Regions from separate parts of the Homo sapiens genome. Here regions 2 and 3 are each linked to region 1. A link is a loop called in an ENCODE intact Hi-C map of the cell type or tissue named here. Cell type or tissue: PC-3. All regions are shown on one strand.

The links. Peaks named below come from ENCODE experiments on the same cell type or tissue, not always from the same donor. Only the 100,000 strongest peaks of a DNase experiment are listed, where the experiment ranks them.
Region 2: a loop joins it to region 1, with 5 times the contacts of the local background. A loop is called at or near these places in 1 of 110 quality-filtered maps.
Region 3: it touches region 1 in a loop (6-fold over the local background); 1 of 110 quality-filtered maps calls a loop at or near these places.

The regions. Positions count from the first base shown.
Region 1 is chr12:87,345,240-87,353,239 of GRCh38, reverse strand. LOC107984478 (a long non-coding RNA gene) reads left to right here. Exons shown (of 3, transcript XR_001749242.3): 2 at 694-918. Among named protein-coding and RNA genes, the nearest start is that of LINC02258, 420 kb to the left of the region's middle. In PC-3, no CTCF peak of the experiment used is centred here; a DNase peak (open chromatin) is centred at 4,979; H3K4me3 peaks cover 272 bases; H3K27ac peaks cover 2,004 bases.
Region 2 is chr12:87,421,709-87,429,708 of GRCh38, reverse strand. LOC105369880 (a long non-coding RNA gene) reads right to left here and starts at 557. Exons shown (of 3, transcript XR_945160.2): 1 at 289-557. RefSeq lists an enhancer at 7,120-8,000. In PC-3, no CTCF peak of the experiment used is centred here; DNase peaks (open chromatin) are centred at 1,738 and 3,588; H3K27ac peaks cover 2,781 bases.
Region 3 is chr12:87,243,709-87,251,708 of GRCh38, reverse strand. No RefSeq gene overlaps it. Among named protein-coding and RNA genes, the nearest start is that of MIR3059, 500 kb to the right of the region's middle. In PC-3, no CTCF peak of the experiment used is centred here; no DNase peak of the experiment used is centred here; H3K27ac peaks cover 1,491 bases.

The DNA.
Region 1 (8,000 bases):
AGTGGCCCTGGCTCTTTCTGGAATCAATTAATCACACACTTATCTCAGGGTCTTTACAAATACTCTTCCCTTTGCTAAAATATCCTCCCAGAAATAGTCATATGGCTTGACTCTTCCCATCATCAGCTCTCTGACCAAATATTAATACCTTATCACAAGCACTTTCCCTGATCTCTTGACCTAAAAGAAAGAGCTTCCACTACTCACTCTAACAACAAAACACCCTAACTCACTTTACTCGTTTTCATAGCACTTATATTACCTGACATATGATATGTTTATATATTCATTTACTTGATGCTTAAGTTCTTTCTGATAAAATGTGCATTCCATGAGAGACTTTGTTTTGATTACTATAGTGTTTTCAGTTCCTAGAACAGTATCTGATAGCTATTGTGGAATGGATTAATTAATGCATTTTGAATGGATTAATTAATGCATTTACAGAGACACAAAAGAAAGTGCTAGATTTTTAAAAAGTGCTTTCCTAAAAAGGCTAATCCCATGTAAAGAGACAACTCTGTGATTATTCAGTGTCTACAGAGGAGAGATAGTGTAAGAGTACTGTTTTGTTTTTGTTTTAGGGCAACAAAACTGAAGAGAAATTGTCTTATAATAGAAAGGGATGGGAATGGTAAGTTACGTTGAATATTGGATACTTGTGCCAACATCTACCACCCTTATCCCCCACAGCACTCAGAGGAGCATCAAGGGCTCCATGATATGGTTCATCGAATGAGAATGCACACGAGAAAATAAAGTTACAGCCTTTGAAAAGATTCTCCTGCACCAGTCTTGCACAGAAGAGACAAAGCCACTGACTACTGAAAGATGGATATGGGTTTTAACTATGTGGACAGTGTGCAACCATCATGGGTTAAAGACTAAAAGCCCTTCCACCTTTACTCTGAGCCTCAGGTAAGCTGCTCCAATCGCCTAACCCAAAGAAAAAGAGGGGACCTCCGTATTATTTGAAATTAAATTTTCACCCACCCTGTGGATAAAGTACTGTGGAAACCTATTTAAGTAGTGTTAACTTAAATATAGTTTGAAATGTGATTTTAGCTAGTGGTCATCACTTTTCCAAACTTTTAAGTATTATATGCCTCTGCTATTGCTATAAGGCAACTATACAAATTCAGACAGTTTATCTCTGTATATTTCTATCTGGTATGCACACACATACCCTTTAAATGTATAAATTAATGGATTGATAAAGATATGTAACTAAACACAAAAAAAGTCAAGCAAGTATATAAGGTCATGCAAGTTCTGTTTTATTTATATAACCAGAGAAAATAGTCTATGCTGCAGAATGTCTGTAGTCTTTCACAAATTCATATAACAGGTAATAGTTTGAAATAGGAAATTATTTGTTTTGAAGTATCAACTGTGTCTTAAATTTATTGAAGTCAGAGGCAGATTTCACACTTAAAAATATGGTCAACAGTTTCCTACAATATTACAGGAATAAAGACTTTGCCTGTAGACTAATGATCATGATGTGCTGGTAATTTCTCGTTCTATAAAATAAATTTATTTTATACCAGGTTTCTAGGAAGTAAGATTTAGACCTACTAAATGTGGTATCGTTTCTAGAATTGCTAAGAATGCTTGTGCAGCGTACCTACGTGCACTATGTGCTGATTACAATCCTTGAATTTGAAGCTAACCTCAATTTTAGGCCATCTGTGAACCTTTTGGAAAATTAGTGCGCAGGTTGTATGTGGAATTTCCAAAGTTACTACTGATTTGGCAAATAAAAGTGAACTATGATGAGATTAACTTCGAAGGTATAGTTTAGGTAGTTTAAAAAAAAAAACCTGAGCGGGTAAAGCATAGGCAACAGAAGAGTCAGGGAAATTAAGCAACTAAATAATGTAAACTTAAAAAGGCTTCTGAGAAGATTAATTTCTCTGTGAGTCTCAAACATAACACAGAGAGGAAAACCAAAGAAAAAGATAGAAACCTTGAATGTTCAAAAAATGATCTCTGTCCTGGAGAGGGACAAACATGTAGTGAACAATATTGCCAAAACTCTGGGGGTATAATCATGCTCATGCCCCAAGCCTGGATGTACTGTCAAGCAGTTATATAGGCTGTTTCACCTCTGCACAAGCCATGTCTTGCTAGAAATGAATGGTTTCAAGTCAGAAGAAAATGCCACAGCAGGAGAAAAGCATTGGAATCTTAGCCAGGATTCACTACTAATATGGTACAGCAATAACAGACACTGGAAACCAAAAATTGACAAACACTTAGGAAATGAGTGCTAAAGAGGCAGTCTTTAATATAATGTTGGCCGGGCATGGTGGCTCACGCTTGTAATCCCAACACTTTGGGAGCTCGAGGCGGGCAGATTAACTGAGGTGAGGAGTTTGAGATCAGCCTGGCCAACATGGCAAAATCCCATCTCTACTAAAAATACAAAAATTAGCTGGGCGTGGTGGCACACGCCTGTAATCCCAGCTGCTTGGGAGACTGAGGCTGGAGAATTGCTTGAGCCTGGGAGGCAGATGTTGCAGTGAGCTGAGATTGTACCACTGTACCCCAGCCTTGGTGACAGAGTGAGACTCTGTCTCAAAAAAAAAAAAAAAAGTATTTGTGTACAATGGACTGAGTGTTTCTTTTCTCGCCAAATTCTTATGTTGAAATCCTAACCCTCAACATGATGGTATTAGGAGGTGGGGCCTTTGCGGGGTGATTAGGTCATGAGGGCTTTGTCCTAATAAAAGGACATGCGGAATTAGTGTCTTAATAAAAGATGCTCCAGAAAGCTCCTTTGTACTTTTGCCATGTGAGAATGTAATGAGAAGGTGCCATCTGGGATCAAGGGGACTGGCCCTTACCCAGACACTGAATCCCCCAGAACCTTGATCTTGGACTTCCCAGCCTCCAGAACTGTGAGAAATAAATATCCTTTTTTATAAGCCATTCAGTTTATGGTAGTTTGTTATAGCAGCTGGGACAGACTAAGACTAAGACATATTGTTTATCAAGCAAACAACTTCAGGAATTGTGATTGGCTATCTGAGTCTAGGGTTTGAGGCGTAGTAAAAACCAGAGAACACTGCCAGAAGGCTGGGGAAAAAGTTCTCAATTTAAAACTAAATTAGATCCCACAGCCCAGAGAACCCCCATCTCAGGGGTTTTAGATTTAGGAGGCATGGTTCAGGTTCATTTTCAACACGTGAGAGCAGGAACAAAAGTGAGTAGCATGCTAGTCACCAAGCCCACCCTGTCAGAACTTAACGTCGCTCAGAAGATAGGGTAAAGAAAAAGGAGGAGGAGAAAGAGAGTCCCTTTCTCCATGCAGGAGGAAAGCCAGGCACAGATGGTGATTTCTGTGTCACCAGACTAGACCCTGCCAATTTGAGGATTTTGAAACTTTTTATAGCAGTTGCCACTCTGGAGGCTTTTTGGAAGTCAGGTTTGAGCAGCCTTTCCTGAGACAGGGCTAAAAAGGTGCAGGGATGCAGATATACTGCCAAGTGTGCACACCCAGTAAACTTGTAACTGACTGCTGACTTGATGCAGAATCTAGGAGTCATCCTGAAAGTTGAAGAGAACTCTTCTCAGCCTCAGAGGAGGAACATTTCCAAAATAGCTGCAAATACTTTAAAGCAGTCCTTAAGCCCTTGTTTTTTTATTTGTCCTTTGGGGAAAGATGGACTTATTGTATATTTTACTCATGAGGAGAACATAGAATTAGTAATGGGAAATGTGGCCTGCTTGCACTCAGGAAGACAGAAAGAGGTCAAAAAGACAAGCTTCACTTGTCCTCCAAGAGTCAAGGTCAGTCTGTACCCAAAGCTTTGTCTCCTCAGGCAGCCAGGGTCAGGAAGGGACAAATAAAGCTACTTGAAAACCAGGATACATCCCAGGCCTCAGTGAGGAGAGTGGCTTATATTACAATATTCCCCTGTCAACTAGTGAGTGCTGAGTAGAGGGGCTACATTTCCATTGCTACAGACTAGAAATCTGGAAGATCTTAGTGATTTTATGGATGAGAAAGATCGAGGTTGAGAAGCAGCCCACACTTCCTGTTAAAATGCAATCATTATGTAGGTACCTTCACGCCAAATATGGCTAATTACCAACCTCCCATTCTGACTTCTAGATTGGATGGTGCTATTTTGAAAGGAACAAAGTTGCCGTAAATCAAAGTAAAATACCTAGCTCTTCAAGATCACAGGTAAATACAGTCCTCACAGACAGATAGATTCTCCTTTGCATGTTGAGGGGAGAAATAATTTATGTCTGAGAAACTCACCATGGAACAAAAAAGTTAATCTGCGTTCCACTTCTTGGGAGAGGTAGGTGCAATAAAGGATTGAAAACACTTTGTTTGGTTTCTTTTCTTGTGTGGACTAAAAAAGGACTTGAAAAAGGATGTGGTAGAATGCTTTCTTGAGGTATTATGTTTTTTGTTATTTAAAATTATTTCAAAATATATAAAAAATAAGGGTTTATATAAGTTATATCTTTGATTTAAAGGACGATAGTAAAAATGACACCGTATGCCCAAAGTACAGCTTAAAAAGAGAACATAAAATGCATGAAAAGAACTATTGTAGCTCCCAGTGTGCCTTTCTGTAAACTCTTACCCTCCTTTCCTCCAAAGATTCCCATATCCTGAATTGTGAAGTTATTTCATTGCTTTTTATTACAATTTTTACTACAGGTTATGTTGTGTGTGTATATGTTTGTACATGTGTGTATAATGATATATATGTAAACAAACAGATATACATATATAGAGAGAGAAAAGAGAACTATATGGTATGTGTTTACAGTGCGTTTTACAATTTTTTGTTGAATTTTGTGTCTTTTAAGATCTCATTATGGTTTAAAATTCAATTCGAGGCAGGTTTAGCTGTGGATTCATTTTTGTGATTCATATTTTATTGTATGACTAAACCACAGTGTTTGCCTGTTTCAATTTTTATAGACAGGAGTTACTAGCTTGTGTATATAAGAGTTTTTGTTTGCTTATTTGCTATTATAAATGATGCTGTTGTGTACATGGAGAGGAGAATTCCCAAGGCAGTGTATTTTAACTTCAACTGTACACTCAACAATCTGTTGCTTGAGGACCTGTTCTGGGCTCAGTTGAATTAGTAACTTTGGTAGTGGTACTCATGCACCGACATCTAATAAACATTTCCCAGGCAATTTTAATCTGCAGGCAATGTTGAAAAGCACTACCCAAAACAATCAATATCTAGGAATAGAGAATCTTGGTAATAAAGAATGTGCATTTTCACATTAATAGGTAACATTAAATTGATACCTATATCAGATGCAGACATTTCCAATTGGACTAAAATATATGAGATTCCTGTTTCTCCACATCCTTGCCATAACTGGCATACTCAGTCATCAGTGTCAGCCTGGTGAATGTCAGGTGAAAACCCATTGTAGTTAAAATTTTCAGTTTCCTGTTTACTAATGAATTTGGGTACATATTCATATATACTGGCCACTTTTAGTGATACACTTTAATTCCTTATGCCTTTTTTTTTTTATTTTTGTGTCCTTTTTTATTTATTGTAAGGAATTCTGGACACTAGATCTGATTCACAAAAACTTCCCCAATGGAGGTTGCTTATTCTTCCCCATCTGCTGGCCAGATGCGGAAGATCCAATAGAGGACTCCAAGGTTATAGACCAGGGTTTCCAACCTCAGCACTGACATTTGGTGCCTGATAATTCTTATTGTGGGAGCTGCCCTATGCCTCAACAGGAAACAGTGTTCTGTGGATGTTTTGAGCATCTCTGTCTTCAATATATTAGATGTCAATAGAGACCAAGTGTGACAACCTGAACTTTCTCCAGGTCTTGTCAAATTTCCCATAGGGGTCAAAATTGCCCCCAGTTGAGCAGTACTGACCGACAGAGTGGTGGAGCCACAAGAAGGAAGGCTGCACCCTGGAATCACTGCTTGGAGAAGAGTAGTTCACCAATTAGGAATCAGTGAGATTTGGAGACTTGTTACCTTATCTGATGTAATTATTTTACTCAGATCTTCATTACAGTTCCTGATTTTTCTGTTTAGTTCATTTATTAATTAAAAAAGCATGTTCAAATTATCTGCTACGACAGTAGATGTGTCTGTTTGATTCTTCTCATACTTTTTGTTTTGCATAGCTTTAAGCTAGATAAAAATAAGTTTAGAATTGTTATATGATCCAGTTGAATTTAGCTCCTAGACATTATATAGAAACTGTGCATGTATGGTTGTATGTTTGTGTCCTATAATGCTTTAACCTTAATTTATATTCTGTCTTATGTTATAGTCACATGAGATTTTTGGTTAGCATTTTCCTGCCACATCTTTTCAATCCTTTTGCTTTCAACCATTTTGTTATCTTATACTTCATACATGTCTTCTATAAACAAGTCCAGATTATTTTGGTCTTTTAACTAAATAATGTATTTATATTTATTGTATATAAGTATATTGATATGAATATGTTGGTATATTTGATTTTATTTCTGCCACCTTATTTCAATGCCTCTATTTATTAAGCTTTTTCTATGCTTTCATTTTCTTATTTTCTTGCTTTATTTCAATTGAGTTTTGTGTGGTTTGCTTTGTTTTATTACCTCATTCTATTTTGTCTCCAAGAAGATTGAAAGTTATAGAAACTATTTACATTCGTTTTGTGGTTATATGCTTGCCTAACTTTCAAAAGACTAAAGTTAATCGTAGATCTCGGCTCACTGCAAGCTCCGCCTCCCGGGTTCACGCCATTCTCGTTTCTCAGCCCCCCGAGTAGCTGGCGCTACAGGCGCCCACCACCACGCTCGGCTAATTTTTTGTATTTTTAGTAGAGACAGGGTTTCACCATGTTAGCCAGGATGGTCTCGATCTCCTGACTTCGTGATCCGTTCGCCTTGGCCTCCCAAAGTGCTGGGATTACAGGCATGAGTCACCGCGGCCGGCCCTAATCATGTATCTTTATCTACCTCATGAAAAATCCAAGAACCTTAGAATCTTAATTTCAGTGTCTTAATTGTTACACAGCATTCTTATTTGTTGTTTTTCTTTAGCCCTACAAATTAGACATTGTTTATATTTTATTAACTTGGTGTTTGCTTTAATTTGCCCAAATATTTTCTTAACATTTTTCATACATTTTAAGCAATTATCTTTCATATTTTGTATCCTGAATTTTGTTTTTAAGGAATTTCTTCAATGTAAGTCAGTTAATATCTTTATTGTATCTTCATTCTTGAGATACTTACTTTGAGTATATACAAATATGACAGTTTTTCCTCCTGGCACCTTGAAAACAAATAATTCTATTGTCTTCCAGCTTCTCTTGTTCTGTTGGAAAGTCACAGTTTTATAGCTTTTCCTTTGGAAAAAGCTATCTTTTCTTTCTAACTATTTTAACCATCTTCTCTTGATTTTAGAATTACGTATATTCATTACAATGCATTTATCTCAGCTTCTTTTAACTTATCCTTCTTGAGAACTCTTTAGCTTCTCTATTTAAACATTGCTATCTTTCCTGAATTTTGGAACATGCTGACTCAAACATCTTCTTTACTAATCCTTCCCTCCACTTTCTCCTATTATTTCATATTAAACTCAATTTTGATATATGTTAGACCTTTTTGTTCTTTGTCTTAATCTTCTTATTTTTGCATGTCTTTATTTTTCTGTGCTTTATTAGGGGTAATTTCTTCAAACAGATCTATATCCATTTTCTAATGTTCTCTCTTCATCTTTGTCTATTTAAATCATCTATTGAGTTTCTAATTAAAATTACTATGTATTTTTTAATTATATGAGAATTATTTTTTTTCAGTCTTTCTTGTCAACTATGACAATTATGTTGTCAATTAATCTTATAGTCTATTCTCTTTTTATAATTTAAAACATTTTTAGCATGCTTACCTTTACATTATTTATTTGATAGCTTTGCTATCTCTAATGTCCTTGAGTTTGATTCCACACCTGTTTTCTATTTTAGATCATTCTGGATCAT
Region 2 (8,000 bases), 76 kb before region 1:
GTCTGTGTTTGTTATGGCTTGAGTTGAGCTTTTGCTCATTGTCCACCACTGCTGTTTGCCGCCATCGCAGACCTGCCACTGACTTCCACCCCTCTGGATCCGGCAAAGTGTCTGCTGCATTTCTGATCCAGTGAGGCGCCCATTGCCGCTCCCGATCAGGCTAAAGGCTCACCATTGTTCCTGCATGGCTAAGTGCCCAGGTTCGTCCTAATCAAGCTGAACACTGGTCACTGGGTTCCACGGTTCTCTTCCGTGACCCACAGCTTCTAATAGAGCTGTAACACTCACCGCATGGCCCACATTTCCATTCCTTGGAATCCGTGAGTCCAAGAACCCCAGGTTGAGAACAAAAGGCTTGCCACCATCTTGGAAGCTCTAACAACAAAGACCTGCCCATAACAAAACCTTTAGGCCAAACTTAAAATATAAAAGGAGACAGCTTTAGGCTAAACTTGATTTAACAAGGCCGATTTGAAACCTCTAAAACTGTACTCAAATCTCTTTTCAGGAGAGAACTTGTCAGGGGTAACATTAGCTGTCAATATGTATTTGTAGGATTTTCCTCAGGGCCCACACCAAGATGAGTCACTCTCCAAGCTGCTGCCAGCCAATGACTGAGCACAGTGGAAAAGTTCTAGAACTGGACTATTAGTAACCAATACAGGACTCCTGTAGTGGGCAGCCTGGGTAAGACTTCACTGGTGCTGTACAACACTCTTCAACTCTTCTTAAACAATCTCCCTTTCTTCCCTCAAATGTCAGCCTTGCATTATGGTATGAAGGTTTTCCCTAACTACTATAAAGTTTTGCTGGCATTTTTGGCAATAAATCTTTTACATTTCTAATTATATCTTGGCATCTGCTTTCTGGAGTTCTTGAACTGAAACAGTATCTGTAATTTGGCCTAAAAAGGAACTTAATAATTTGACTTTTTCATTAGTGCACAGGCCTTGCCAAATGCAATTTTTTCCTTTTGATCTGTAAGAATACAGTGCTATTTTCATTTTTTATGAAGTCATGTGCTACAGGAATTTCTGATTTTAGCCCATTTTCTGTTCTGCTTGGAATCCTTTTCCTCCTCATCTCCTCACTTTAGTTATTGTGACTCTAAGAATGGGATAGATAATTTTAGGGACCCAGTACAAATAAAAATATAGGCCTTATACAGAAAATATTAAGAATTTCAAGACAATATAGCAGAGCATTAAACCAAGTGTGGGTCCTGCTAAACTCAGGATTCTGTGTAACTGCACAGGTAACATAACGATGAAGCTTGCTCTGCTTAGTGCTTATTCTTCTTTTGTGACTGAACTATGATGACATTTTATCAAGAAGTCTTGGCAGATCTTCTGCATACCAGGAGTCTGCAAATTTGAAATGAGGATTCTTTTTTTTTTTATTGAATGACAATCAAAATCCCTACTTTGTCTTTGTGAACTCTTTTAAGTATATTCAATTAATCAAATCAAAGGAAAACATATTAAAAGTTTTTAAATAAACCTGTTCTTTGTAGTGCAAAGATTCCATTTTTAAAATTGATGTAAATTTGATTTTTAAATAGCCCTAATACTTTTTTTCATTCAGTCTTTCTTCATCAGGTATTGCTGAGTAGTTTGTCCATTTACTATTCATCCCTTCAATGTGTGCTAGTTCTGACTTGCCTTAAGAACACTTATAAACTGGGTGTGGCCCTTGTATTCTCAATGTGCCCTTTCATTCCAAGGAGATGAACTGCACCAATTTAAATAGTAATCTTAATTGCTTTGCAATGTACTCCTGATAAATGTCTACTGAGACTGATTGCGCCCTTCACCTGTGGTTTGGCATTCTATCAATCTCATAAGTTCCTATTGTTAATAAAAGGCAAAGTAACTAGTGATATTGTTTGAATGGTGCTACTTTCTTTATGTCTAGTGACAGGGTAGAAAATAAAATTGCCCTCAGGTTTTTATGTGTGTTCATACATATTTTAAGATTTTATTATCAGTGACTTCAGTCTCCAAAATGGGGTTAGATAATTTAATATGCTTTTTTTGGTTTGATAGGAATGTATTTTTATAATTAGGAATATTTAAAAGGCATCTTAAATTATTAAATTTATTATCTTTAATTATTAAATAATATAGTTTCATTGTGATAAATGAGATATATAGAGAAGTGAAAATATGATGGTATATATGTCAATCATAATCACGTCCTATAGAGCTAACCACAGCCAATCATTCTTATACATTTTTTTCTGTATCTAAACCATATAATCTAGTTTACAGTGGGTTCTCCTGACTTTAAGACATAGAAAAGATTAAAAAAGATTGGCTCAAATCTCTTCCTTCTTTATCCTCTGAAAATTCAGCTTCTAGGATTTTTGGAAATTTCTATTCACTTCTGGTTCTAAGCTTATCTCTCCACTGAATTGGTAATGCTTAATGATTTGCTGCAAAATCTAACCACATTATTTCACAAAGTAACATAAGATTATGATCATTTTAAATAATGTGTAACATCTTTTAATTGCTTATTTGCCATTCATATGTTCTCTTTTGTAAAGTATCCAAACAAATGTTTTTTCCCATTTTTGTTGGATAATCTTTTTCTTTTAATTTCTGAGTTCTTTATACATGGTATAAGTCCTTTATCAGATACATTTCACAAAAATTTTCTTACCCAGTCTATGATAGTCTATTATTTTACAGTGTGTTTTGTGAACAGATATTTCTAATTTTGAGGAAGCAATAATATGTGATTTTTTATTTTGTGCTGTTCTATTTAAGAAGTCTTTACCAAAACCAAGGTTATAAAGATACTCTCTTATGTTGTCTTCTAGTCATTCTATATTTCTAGGTTTCATTATGGGTATAAGTTCTATTTTGTGTTAGCCTCTTTACAACTTTCATTTTCTTTTTATTTTCTTTTTGGTATGGAGATATCCAATTATTTTATAATAATTGGTTGAAACAACTATCATTTCTCCACTGACTTTCCCCTGCACCTTTGTAAAAAATAAATTGCCCACATATAAGTGTGTCTATTTCTGGACTCTCTATTGTGTTCATTGTTCTAGGTCACTAGCTTTATGCCAATGCCACATTGTTTTAGTAATGGTAGCTTTATAATAAGTAAAAATCAGGCAGCATTAGACTTCTAACTTTATTCTTTTTGAAAGTCATGTTGTCTATTCCAGTTCCTTTGCATTTGCATGTGAATTTTAAAATCAGATTATCAATTTCTACAAAAATCCTGGTGACATTTTTATTGGGATATATTACATCTATAGGTCAGTTTGGGTAGAATTGACATTGGAAGTAAATGCTTGATGCCACAAAGTGAAAATAGCACTCAGGCAAAGTTTTCTCAGCAAGGCAATTTTCTTCTATAGGAGAGTGCATCTCACAGATGGAGCAATGGTGAGAGCACACTGGACAAGGGAGGGGATGGGGTTCTTATTCCTGATGCAGCTAGTTCCTACTGCTGTGTCTTTCCCCTGTTAGCTAGGGTTGGACTGCACAGTCTAAGCTAATTCCAGTTGGCTACTTTAAAGAGAGAAGGGGTATGAGCCAGAGCGGTGGAGTGAGTAGTTTTGGCAGGAAGGGTGGTTACAGAGCTGGTGACTAAGGATGACTAAGGACAGAGCAGGTGATAGAAGCTAGGAGGGGGTTGTTTACTAAAACTAGGGGCAAGGAGACATAAAGAACGAGGAAGTTAAACTTTAAAATGGAGAACAAAGAAGAGGGAAGCTGAACATACTGACATATTGTTCTCTGAGGAAGAGCTCAGAACTTAACAATTTTCCCCCTCTTGAATTTTAAAGGAAGTTAACAGGCTAAAACCTTGCCCTTTTTATAGTTTTTAATTTTATATTTTATAGTTTATAATTTTTATAGTTTTTCCTCTTTAAACCTTTTTAACATGTCTTGGCTTTGAAAAGCTTATCTGAATAAGGTGGAGGAGAGCTAAGGGAGGTTTTTTGTGTCTAGTGGAAAGGTGATTTCAGTCCTCGTTACTTCATCTTCATCAGAAAGAAAAATCCTCTTGATTTCTTAATATCTATTTTTAAAATTGTCATTTATAGATTTTAAATTTTCTTCTTGTATTTTTTCAAAATATACATTTATTGAATCTTGAGAACTAAATTACATATAGTTTCATAGTTGCACATTTTTGTTGTGATGGTAGTTGTTGTTATTGTTATTGCTTGGTTTGGGGTTTTTAGATTGGGAGTTTAACATAATTCCTTCACTCTGGGAATGAGGATAATTTCCCTGTGATCTCTGTTAGCAAACAAGCAAAAATGATGGTTCATTATATCTTTATATCATGGTTTTGTTCATTATACAAATTATTCTTTCAGTATGTTCTTCTCATATTTATTTATTTATTTTGTTTTTGAGACAGAGTCTCTGTTGCCAGGCTGAAGTGCAGTGGTGTGATCTCCGCTCACTGCAACCTCTGCCTCCCTGGTTCAAGCGATTCTCCTGCCTCAGCCTCCCGAATAGCTGAGATTACAGGCATGTGCCACCACGCTCAGCTAATTTTTGTATTTTTAGTAGAGATAGGGTTTCACCATGTTGGCCAGGATGGTCTCGATCTCCTGACCTCATGATCCGCCTGCCTAGGCCTCCCAAAGTGCTGTCTTCTCATATTTTAATCAAAAGAGAAGCTACTGTAAAAAATAACTACTTTTTTACCTCAGTAATTCAACTTCCTGGGAGAAAAGTGTCTAGAACTAGATTTTTGATGTTATCAAAGGCTACACCTCAGGGTAACTTAATTTCTGCATCAGGTTTTCTATAGGTTCCATGAAGCTCTTGAACAAAAAGCCAGCTTCATGAATACCATTTCCTTTCTGCCCAGCCCAACCACCAGATGCAAGCTGGCACTGACCTACATTCTAAGTTCTTTCCATACTGTGGATATTCTCTTGGCTCTAACCATGAAACCAGTTTCAAAGCATTTTTTGCTACTGCTTTCAATTTCTACTGATCCTTAGCAGAGAAAGTGGTAAATTAGTTGTTTCTCTCTACCCAACATATTTGCTTTGCTTAAAGTGTCTTTTCCTCTAAAATGGTAAGAATTACTGAATTGTACCATCATGGATGCTGTACTTTCTCCAGCTGTATGCTTGTAGATCACCCCTTGGAGGTTTCCCACCTGCAGTGGACCCAGCAGACATCTTTGGTAAGTTTTAGCACTGAGATTACAGACCTTTTGCACAAGAGATTTCTCTGAATGAAATCCAGGAACAGAATGGTAAGAAAGCCAAATGCCTTTGTTTACATTGCTATCTTCTGCCTAAACATTTGTATGGCTTTTAAAGGTAATAACATTTGCCCACTTTTTAATGTACGTTTTGTAAATATCAAAACTTTTTAGTATGTATTTTCTAATTTGGTCCACATGATACCTGTATAAAAACATGGAAAGCATTTGTAAATCACGTTTTCCCCATCAGAAAACTTTCAGGGCAAAAAATTTATAAGTGATCTAAATGGTACACTTTATATACAACAAAGCCAGGTATAAAAGTAAGTCCACTATACATTTACATTAGTCATGGGAAATGATTGACATTTGACTAGTTTTTGAAAGTAATTGCAAATTATGTATCTATATTTAGGCTATATTCAGATCTATAACTGGTTAAAGTTTGTTAAAGGTTTAGGCAAGTATCATTTTGCTTGGAATTATATATATTTATATCAGCCATATTTTGCCCTGTTCAGTTGGGAAGAGAGTTTGTTAGTTATTAAGCTATTATCTCACATATAGAGACCCTCACTTTATTCTATGCTTTGTAATACAGGGGCTATGCTTTTTGGCAATTATGTTTTCTCTTTCCCAAGGGACTCCCTGTTACAGTTTATCAATAAGGGTTCCAGCTAAAGGGAAACTGGAAAACTAGTAATGACCTTGCCTCTTGGCAGCAGCAGTTAGTTCCCTTATTGCTCTCTTACTTTCACACTTCCAGAACTAGCCTCATTGTGTGCCCTTCAAAGAGTAACAGCACAAACCAGGCATAGACCTTTTCAAGGGCCTATGTCTCACATTTGTGGATCTTCTGATCGTCTTCTAGACTCCTTGGTTCTAACAGCACCAATTCTTTCCCTTTGTTCCCCCACCCCTTCGGTGATGGTAAATGCTTTCTGAACTTAGGAGATTTTTATTACCTCAGTGTTACTTAAAAAATATTCTTTAAAATGTATTTAATTGATTTCTTATATTAAATGATTGTAAATAAAATAACAGATGTGGTTTTTATTTCATCAACTTGTCTCTGTCTGATTGTTAAGTTAGAAGAGGGCATGCAGTTGAAAAAGAAGAGAAAATAGTATTGCAGCATATTAATTAATGGATTGATAAAATGATAAAAATTTGCAGGATGACTCTCTTCTTATATGTTCAGAAATATGTAAACATATCTATAACTCTGCCATGCTCATTTGTTTTCATGTCCTGATTTGTTGATTTTATATATTAAAAGAAAAATTTTTAAATCCCTCTCCTTTGGAAAGAGTGAAAACTTTTTCTTACTTCTATTTGCTCCTGAATCCTATGAATTAGTAAAATGAAAAAATTACTATGAGGAGAGGCTGGCAAGATGGCAGAATAGGAACAGCTCCAGTCTGCAGCTCCCAGTGAGATCAACACAGAAGGCAGGTGATTTCTGCATTTCCAACTGAGGTACCTGGCTCATCTCACTGGGACTGGTAAGACAGTGGGTGCAGGCCACGGAGGGAGAGCCAAAGCAGGGTGGGGAGTCACCTCACCTGGGAAGTGGTAGACGTTGAGGACCTCCCTCTCCTAGCCAAGGGAAGCCATGAGGAATCCTGCCGTGAGGGAGAGTGCACTCCAGCCCAGATATTACACTTTTCCCATTGTCATCACAACCCACAGACTAGGAGATTCCCTCAGGTTCCTATGCCACCAGGGCCCTGGGTTTCAAGCACAAAACTGGGCGGCCATTTGGGCAGACAACGAGCTAGCTGCAGGAGATTTTTTTTTTTTTCATACCCCAGTGCCACCTGAAATGCCAGCAAGACAGAACCATTCACTCCCCTGGAAAGGGGACTGAAGCCAGGGAGCCAAGTGGTGTTGCTCAGTGGATACTACCCCCATGGAGCCCAGAAAGCTAAGGTCCACTGGCTTGAATTCTTGCTGCCAGCACAACAGTCTGAAGTTGACCTGGGGTGATCGAGCTTGGTGGGGGGCGGGGTGTCCACCATTACTGAGGCTTGAGTACGCGGTTTTCCCCTCACAGTTTAAACAAAGCCTCTGGTAAGTTCAAACTGGGTAGAGCCCACTGCAGTTCAGCAAATCCGCTGTAGCCAGACTGCCTCTCTAGATTCTTCCTCTCTGGGTGGGTATCTCTGAAAGAAAGGCAGTAACTCCAGTAAGATGCTAATAGATAAAACTCCCAACTACCTGGGACAGAGCACCTGGGGGAAGGGCGGCTGTGGGTGAGAGGTGAAGCCAGCTGGACTTCCTGAGTCAAGTGGGGACTTGGAGAACTTTTCTGTCTTACAAGTTAATTGTAAAATTCACCAATCAGCACTCTGTAGCTTGCAAGAGGTTTGTAAAATGCACCAATCACCACATCCCAAATAGACTCTTTGGCAGCAGTGACTCTCCAAAACTGCTGAGGCCTAGACCTCCTCACTGCTGAGAAAGGAGGACTTTGCACCTTCTTAGGGGAAGAATGTTGTTTTTACACTAACTGATCAGGGATAGTATGAGATTTTGCCCAGTGTTTACAGGAAAAGGCTTCTGAAATCAGACAACGCCTTTCAAACTCTGATACCAACCTCTGGAGTTGGGCGACATGGCTTCTCCCCTTTCTAGGTCCCATGACAGCCATCTTGTGATTACTCGCCTTCCAGCCCTTTATTTTTAACCTCCTTGTCAAATTTGTTTCCTCCAGGATTGAGGCCATCAAGCTACAGATGGTCTTACAAATGGAACCCCAAATGAGCTCGACTCACAACTTCTACCAAGGACCCCTGGAA
Region 3 (8,000 bases), 100 kb after region 1:
CATCTTACAAGGTTTTATCTTTGGTCTCTTCCTATTTAAAATGTTTATTAAGGACTATGTTAAGTAAAAGCTTATTAAATTTTTATAATACTGACACAGAGATCATAGATATGCTAAGTAAAAAAATCCAAAATCAAATATTTACTTGTTGAATAAAGGCCAAAAGTTTTCTCATTGAATAAAGATTTTTTTAAAAGAAATTTGTGATGGCCTTTCACTCTGCCCTTAATTCATACAGTGGAGCTAGTTCTTCCATTGTGTCCAGATGACACCTCAAGCCGGTCCTATGAATTCTGTTATCTCTCTCTTAGAAAACAAGTCTATAATTCTTTCAAGCCACAACATTAATCTCACCTTATTAACTGAAATGTTCAATCTTAGGTCATAATCAAAATTCTAAAATTGACTTAAAGCTGAGTCTTTTGCAACCCATGGGTTCACCCTGCTATAGGTAAGAAGCAGCAGTTCAATGCCGAGAGCTGATCACCTTCTATTTTTTTCCGTCATTTAAGGTCCTCCTGCACTCTCACTCCTCAACCTTCCTAACTTCTGTTTGTGACCCCTTCATGTCTGGAAACTTGGGAAGGAAAGAGAGGAAGGAGAGAATAAAGAAGACAAACACTTGACAAGTACAGAGTGATCCAGCATTGTCTTGGCAGGAGTTTGACATTAATTCATTATCCCAAGAATTATTTTTCTTATAGAGAGTTTTGAAGGACTCCCCCCCAACTACCCAATCAAGAAGGATCTCTCATCCACTATTCACTAAATAAGGGTTGAGTTTCTATTTTATTTGTTACTGCCTCTATTGTCCTAGTATTTTGGTGATAACTCTGCTTCTTTCTATCAAGTCTTATGCCTCCCCATAAAATCTCCTTTGACAGGCTTGAGAAACACAACTTTTCTCTAATATGAATGGTCACTTCAAGTCCATGGGAAACATTCATAAGCCCTTGTTGCACAAAATATTTTCAAGTTGAGGGCCCCCAAAAGAGCTACTGTTCTTTTGATCTGTGGTAAGAACAGCTAGTCCAGCTGCTTTTTATTAACTACTCCTACAATATGGAAGTAAAACATCAGTTTTTTATGTCAGTCCAGAGGACACACATAAACTCTCCAAGGATCTTATTAAACATTGTCCTTAGGATTGAAGAGAGTGATAGATTTGGCCCCCTGATCCTCCTCTGAGTCAACTCTTTGCTCTTTAAGAATCTTGACTTTGTTGAGTGGTTAAGAATAATGTAGCTGGCTTTCTAAAACCTGTATATATGCTACAATGTTTTCTAAAACCTATTTTAGAATGCAATTCACTAGTCTCTTTTTCCGGTTCCTTTCATCTCCCAGATCTCAAAGTATCACTATGGCTCAGGACTCAGTTCATAAGTACTTTCTAGGTGATTTCATGCAATCTCACAGCTATATGCTGAGAACTCCTAACATTTATATCCACTCTCAATGTTAAGCTCATATATCCACATGTGAAATAAATTTTCTAATTGAATGTCTGCTAGGCATCTCAAAACTAAAATAAGACTAATCCCAAACTTCTGACCTCGTTCATCCTCTTCCTAGTCTTTATTTTCCTTGTAAAGGGCAGTTCCACTATTTTAATAGCTTGATGTAGTACGTGGGCATCATCTTTGGCTTTTCTCTCTGTGTTTATTATACAGCTATAGCATCCTATTAGATCTACCTTAAATATTGTTGCAGATTTATATCACTTTTCCTTATCTCCACTGCTCCCCAATGGTCTAAACTATCATTTCCTTCCAAGATGATGACCCTATTTCACATCCTTGCCAGCTACTTTCCATCCCTTTTTCTGCTTTATTTTTTCTCTGTAACGTATTGTCTATTATCTTCTTGCCACTAGGATGTGTGCTCCGTGATGGCAGGTACTTAATTTTGTTCATTTCACAAGAATCACCTAGCTAATGGTGCCTGGCACACAGTTGGTTTTCAGTGACTATTCATCAAATGAATAACTGAACCAAGTTTAATTATCAATAAGTAGTCATTACTTTCTTAGTCATTTTGATTAGCTTTTACAATTTGGTCAACTCTGGGTAATAGAAATGGCATCCATCAAAACAAGATAAACTTCGAGGATATTCTGTTACTTTAATACGTTACCAATGAGTATATATAATTAGTTCTTACTAAATGGTACCTAATAACCTGAAGGGGCAATATTGCTATTGTGTGACATATTCCTTTATATTTGTAATCTGTAGTAATTTCTCTACTTGTTAATTATTTTTGTTATTTTTGCATATTTTTACTCTGCTTTAGCACAATTTATTCCCTTCTGTGCTAGGTATCTCATAAATCCCTTATGTTACTGAATCTGTTACTAAGACAGTGGTATTGCCATGTTAAGATGTCCTTCTGACAGCCCGGTCTTCATATTTTTCTTGTGGATCCATTAAGTTCTTAGCAAAACGATTGTGTTTCATGTTGGAGTATTTATTTTTTCACAAGTCCTGGTTGAGGACAAAGGCTGGACCATGAAGCAGTATAGATTAGAAGGTTGTTATCCTTGAGCTATAGTTTCAATTTTAGATAAATATTTAGAGAAACACAAAGTAGAATATGGGAATATTTCTGAAAAAGAACCACTAATGATAAAAAAAAGTCATTCTAAACACAACAGTGAAACAGCTGTGTTTATTGGTTTACTTAGCTTATCATAGCAGTTTGTGTATCTGCCTATAACACCATTTATCATGGAGTCTGACTCTCTCATCACCTTGTGAGATTCACATTTTCAAACATAATCTTCTTTGTATCCCTATTAAAAAGAAGAGTGCCTGTTGCATAGTAGTCATTACATTAAACTTTGCTGATGCTGGTTAATTTTTTTTTTTTTCCCCCTGAGAAGGAGTCTTGCTCTGCCACTCAGGCTGGAGTGTAGTCGTGCGATCTTGGCTCACTGCAACCATCACTTTCCAGGTTTAAGCGATTCTCCTGCCTCAGACTCCAGAGTAGCTGGGATTACAGGTGTGCACCACCATGCCCAGCTAATTTTCGTATTGTTTTTGTTTTTGTTTTTTTAGTAAACGTGGGGTTTCACCATGTTGGCTAGGCTGGTCTCAACTCCTGACCTCATGATCCTCACACCTTGGCCTCCCTAAGTGCTGGGATTACAGGTGTGAGCCACTGCACCTGGCCGATGCTGATTAAATTTAATTGTCATATTACGCATGATTTATACTATTTAAATTTTGCCATGATGATTTTGAAAAATCTTTTGAAGGATTTTCTGACTTGGAAATTGTCTTGTAAAGTATTTTGTTACCTTAAAAAGGAGTTATTTTTATTGTATTTTATGCTTTTTATGTTTTTGTTGATAACAGGCATGAGTTATTTCTGTAATTCAAATGCAAACTTAAAATCTAAAAATCATTCTTATTGCTTCATTGTCATACTTAATGTTTGTTCCTGAATGGTATTACACAGTATTTATTGAGTACCAAGTATGTGCAAATTCCTGTAATATGCAATCTGAGAAATACTAAGATAAACATAAAATAGATGTTCTTTCTCACAGAACATCTGCAGACATGATGAAATCTTCCTGAAAGTATGTGTGAGTGTGTGTGTGTGTGTGTGTGTGTGTGTGTGTGTGTGGAGGGTGGTGGCTGGGTGGGAGTAAAGAAGTGCTGTTCAGACTCTTTTTGTAACTTTTCTCATGCTAGATATAGTGGCCCAGTAGTGAGCGTCTATTACCCTTGTTATGTTAATGAATAAGTCATTTCCTATAAATAATAATAAAATAGAAACAAAAAGACAGTAGGATTTTTTGGCAAAAGGATTTAAGGAAGGAATTTGTAGTGCTTTAGATTCTTATTACTTCACTGTCATACTTAATGTTTGTTCCTGAATGGTATTACACAGTATTTATAGATGTATGACAGATTGAAGAACTGGCAGATATTTTGGCATACTTCACTTGAGAACAATGCGTTATCGTCACAGTCAATTCATCCCATCTGTTGCCCGTGAGAGGAAAATTTATTACGTGTAATGATCAGAATTATCACATTACATATTGAGGATTTTCCAATGATTTCTCATAATTTCAAGAAATATAAAACAAATTGTACTGCAAGAGAATGTGCCTAATTAGAGCTAATGTAGTGGGCAGTCAATTCTGGATTTTTTTCATTGTTTATTTATTTGAGACAGAGTCTTGCTTTGTCACCCATGCTTGAGTGCAGAGGCTGCAATCCAACTGACTGCAACCTCTGCCTCAAGTGATTCTCATGTGTCAGTCTCCCAAATTGCTGGGATTACAGGCCTGCACCACCATGCATGGCTAATTTTTGTATTTTTGGTAGAGATGGGGTTCCCCACCTTTGCCAGGTTGGTCTCAAACTGACCTCAAGTGATCTGCCAACCTTGGTCTCCCGAAGTGCTGGGGTTACAGGCATGAGCCACCATACCTGGCCTAATTGAGATTAAAAGTTTTTAAAAATTCTGTTATTATAGATGGGCTATCCAGGGCATCTTGAAACTCATACTAAGCAGGGAAAGACTACCATGAATCATTGAGTGTTATGAGCAAGGCTGAAATTTAGTTAACAGTTTAGATAATAGAAACGCCCAACAAAGTTAATGATTTTTGGCCCAATAGTTTGAATTGATAGAAGAAAAAATAATTTTTCCAAGGAGGAAATAGTTACAAGATGTCAATGAGTAAGATTAGCAAAATTTAGTCTGAATATTTGAGGCTCTAGAAGAGGCAGTAAATCTTAGAGATGTCAGTAAAGAAGGGACTAATTAAGCTGGTGTTCTAAATTGACTAAAACTCATGTCAGATTAAGGCAGTTAATTCTTACATCATGCCTGACTTTAAAACAGGCTGCCTATAAAAATGTGCACCATTTTAAACAGCACATCTGTGAAGGCTTTTTGAGAAGAGACTCTTTGAATCACTTCTGTTCTCTATTCTGCAAGTTTTACTATGCTCACTGATGTTACTACTTCTTCAGAAAACTATCATTTCTTTGTGCCCACAATAAGTCAATGTAAACTATTTCACTCATGTTTTTAATCTGAAAACAACCCTTTTTCCCCTGACACTCCCAAACATACATTTCTTTCCCCTTAACTTTCTAAAGGTTATAGGAATTAAAGTGCAACAAATTGATAACTTACATTTAAATTCCACTGTAATACACTATTGTTTTAATAGAAATAGGAATTTTCCCAAGTCGAGAGATTTCTGTAGTTTTATTACTGCTTTTTTCCCTTTGGTTACTGTATTAGATCTAAATATACATACACATGTGAGTGTGTGTGTGTGTGTTTGTGTGTGTGTAAAAATGGCTCTGATATTTAAAAGCATTCCTGCTGAAGAATCTTTTTTATTTAACTTAGTCTTCCATTTTTACTTTTAAAATTAAATCATTTTTATTAAGCAGAACAATGGTTCAATTTTATAATTATATAGCATTCTCTATTTTAATGTAAAAGTTAATATATTGTGGGATCATACTGTTCTGTTTTATTTAATATTAAATTTCACACTAGGTAAATTACATAAGTTCAATTTTATTGTAAACCTTTAAAATAGAAAAAAAGAATTCTTGCAGTGTTAAAGCATACTAGATTGCCATTAGTCACTTGATTTTGTTTCTTATTAATTATATTCAATCACTTTCAACTATTACTTGTAATTATTAAAATGTAATCATGAACACATTTATAATAATTTTCCTAGTCTCTACATATTCTCATGGTGATTAATTATATTCCTTCTTATTTCACTTTATTAATTTATTTTAAAGTATTAGATAATTTATTAATTCATGCTAATTTGATAAGAGAAAATTATGGATTGAAGAAATTCAATTGGAGAAAGACATGGCGATGTGTTGTTCTCTAGTTTTATGTAATTGTTATGTTAGCCTAGAAGAAACAATACACAGATGATTTAACTTCAGGACTTGACCATGCTCCCAGTGGAGGGATGTGAAGAACTTTGTTCTATAAATAAAATGAAAAAGATGTAGCAAATGAGTATTCCAGAGTTCCTCTCACATTCAGGGGTATATGTCAGCAAATTGGAAAGAATAAGCTTCTGATCCCAAGCACTGTTTTTAGTACATTTTTATAAGCAAGAAACTTGATATTTTCTATAGCCTATTAAGTCAGTTTTAAAATTTCCTCCAATTATTCCAGCCTTAATAACTACAATTAAAAATGAGTTTGAAAATAAATGTAGGTATTTTGGAGATATTCTTTACCAAAAAGTTTGCCATGTGTGGAAAACAACAAATCTACATAGAAAGCTTAGTGAATACTGCAATTTTGTATAGTACATTTAACCTTAAGCTTTATGAAGAAAAACAGAATCTAGGTAAGTTTCTTCACTGCTCTTTTTTTTTTAGCACCAACACAAAGATTGGCAAACTGTAGGTCTTTAAAAAGAGCCTGTTAAATGGGTAAAAAAAAAAATGTTGTTTCTTCATGATAATACAAAAATTTCAGATGAATAAAATATTTAAATGAATGAGAACACCTGTTAAATATGAGATTGAACATTTAATACTTAAGCCAGTAGTAATTGAAGATTGTGTGGCCATTGCATTAGTGTTGAATTGTTGCTCTAACAAATTACTACACATTTAGCAGCTTAAAACAACACTAATTTGTCTTAAAGCTCTGGAGTTCAGAATTCCTGAATGAGTCATATTAGTCTAATATCAAGATATTGGCAGCTTATTTCTTCTGAAGACTCCAAAGGGAAATCAGTTTTTTAACTTTTCCAGTTTTTAGAGATTACCTGCCTTCCTTGGCCCTTGGCCCCGTTCCAGAATTGCTTGATTCCAGTCTCTGCTTCTATGGTCACATCTCTTTCTCTTACTCTGACCCTCTTGCCTTCTTATAAGAACCCTTGTGATTACACTGGGTCCACCTGGATAATCCAGTAAAATCTTTTCATCTCAATACCCTTAACTAAAACACACATACAAAGCCCTTTTTACCATGTAAGGTAATATTCACAGGTTCTGGGGATTTGAATATGGGCATCTTTGGTGTCTCATTATGCCATGTTAGGTATCTATTCAAAGACTTAGTGATAGTGATCAAATAGCTTCTAGGCTCAGGTTTTGCAAAACTAACTTTAGAATGACTGTCCATCTCACCTTCTCTAATTAATTACATTTTGGCTTCTAATCTCTGGGGAGTGGCCAGGAACCTAGATAGTCTTTTTCTATTATTCTTTTTGTTATTGGCTTTGTATATGTTTGTGGTCATAATAGCTAATCTGGCAGTAAGATACAAAACACCATCACAAAACAGTGAATCTGTGTATAGGTGTAAAAACATAAATTTGAAAGCATAATTATGACTCTACTCAACGCTGTAAGCCAAAGAGACCACAGAGGGGACAAAAAAGTCATTGGTGTCCATGTGGTCATTGACTTATTCAGTGTTCTGATTCAGTTTCTCTTGTCTAATCCCTCACAGCATGAATCTGGATCTATATATTTAGTCCCCTTAATTATTATTGTCATGTAGAAGTCTGTAGCAGATTTGTATAAATAAAACTACCTTCACTGGCATAACTTAGAAAAGACAGCCATGAGTTTGTACTGGCTGAAAATTATGTTTACCCACCATCACTTTTGTAACAAAATATGTTTGAGCTGTTCTGCAGATGTTATTAACGTGATTCCTTCTTACAGAATGAACCCTACCAGACAGTGAAGGACAAATGGCAAAAGCTTTTGACACTTTATGTCCAAGGTACACACTGATGATAAGTAGAACACCTACTTCTTTTAGTTATTTTTACATTGCCAAAAAGTCCACAGTTGCAAAGGAAGCCCTGTAAAAGCTCCAAAAAGATAAGAGCTCAAATCTTATAATGATATGAAGTTCATATACCTTCTTCTGGAACAATTAAAAGTAGCTGCCTTAACTAACAATTTTATAGGGTGTGTCCACAGGAAGATACAATTTGAGAATGACTAAAGTCTATACACTAT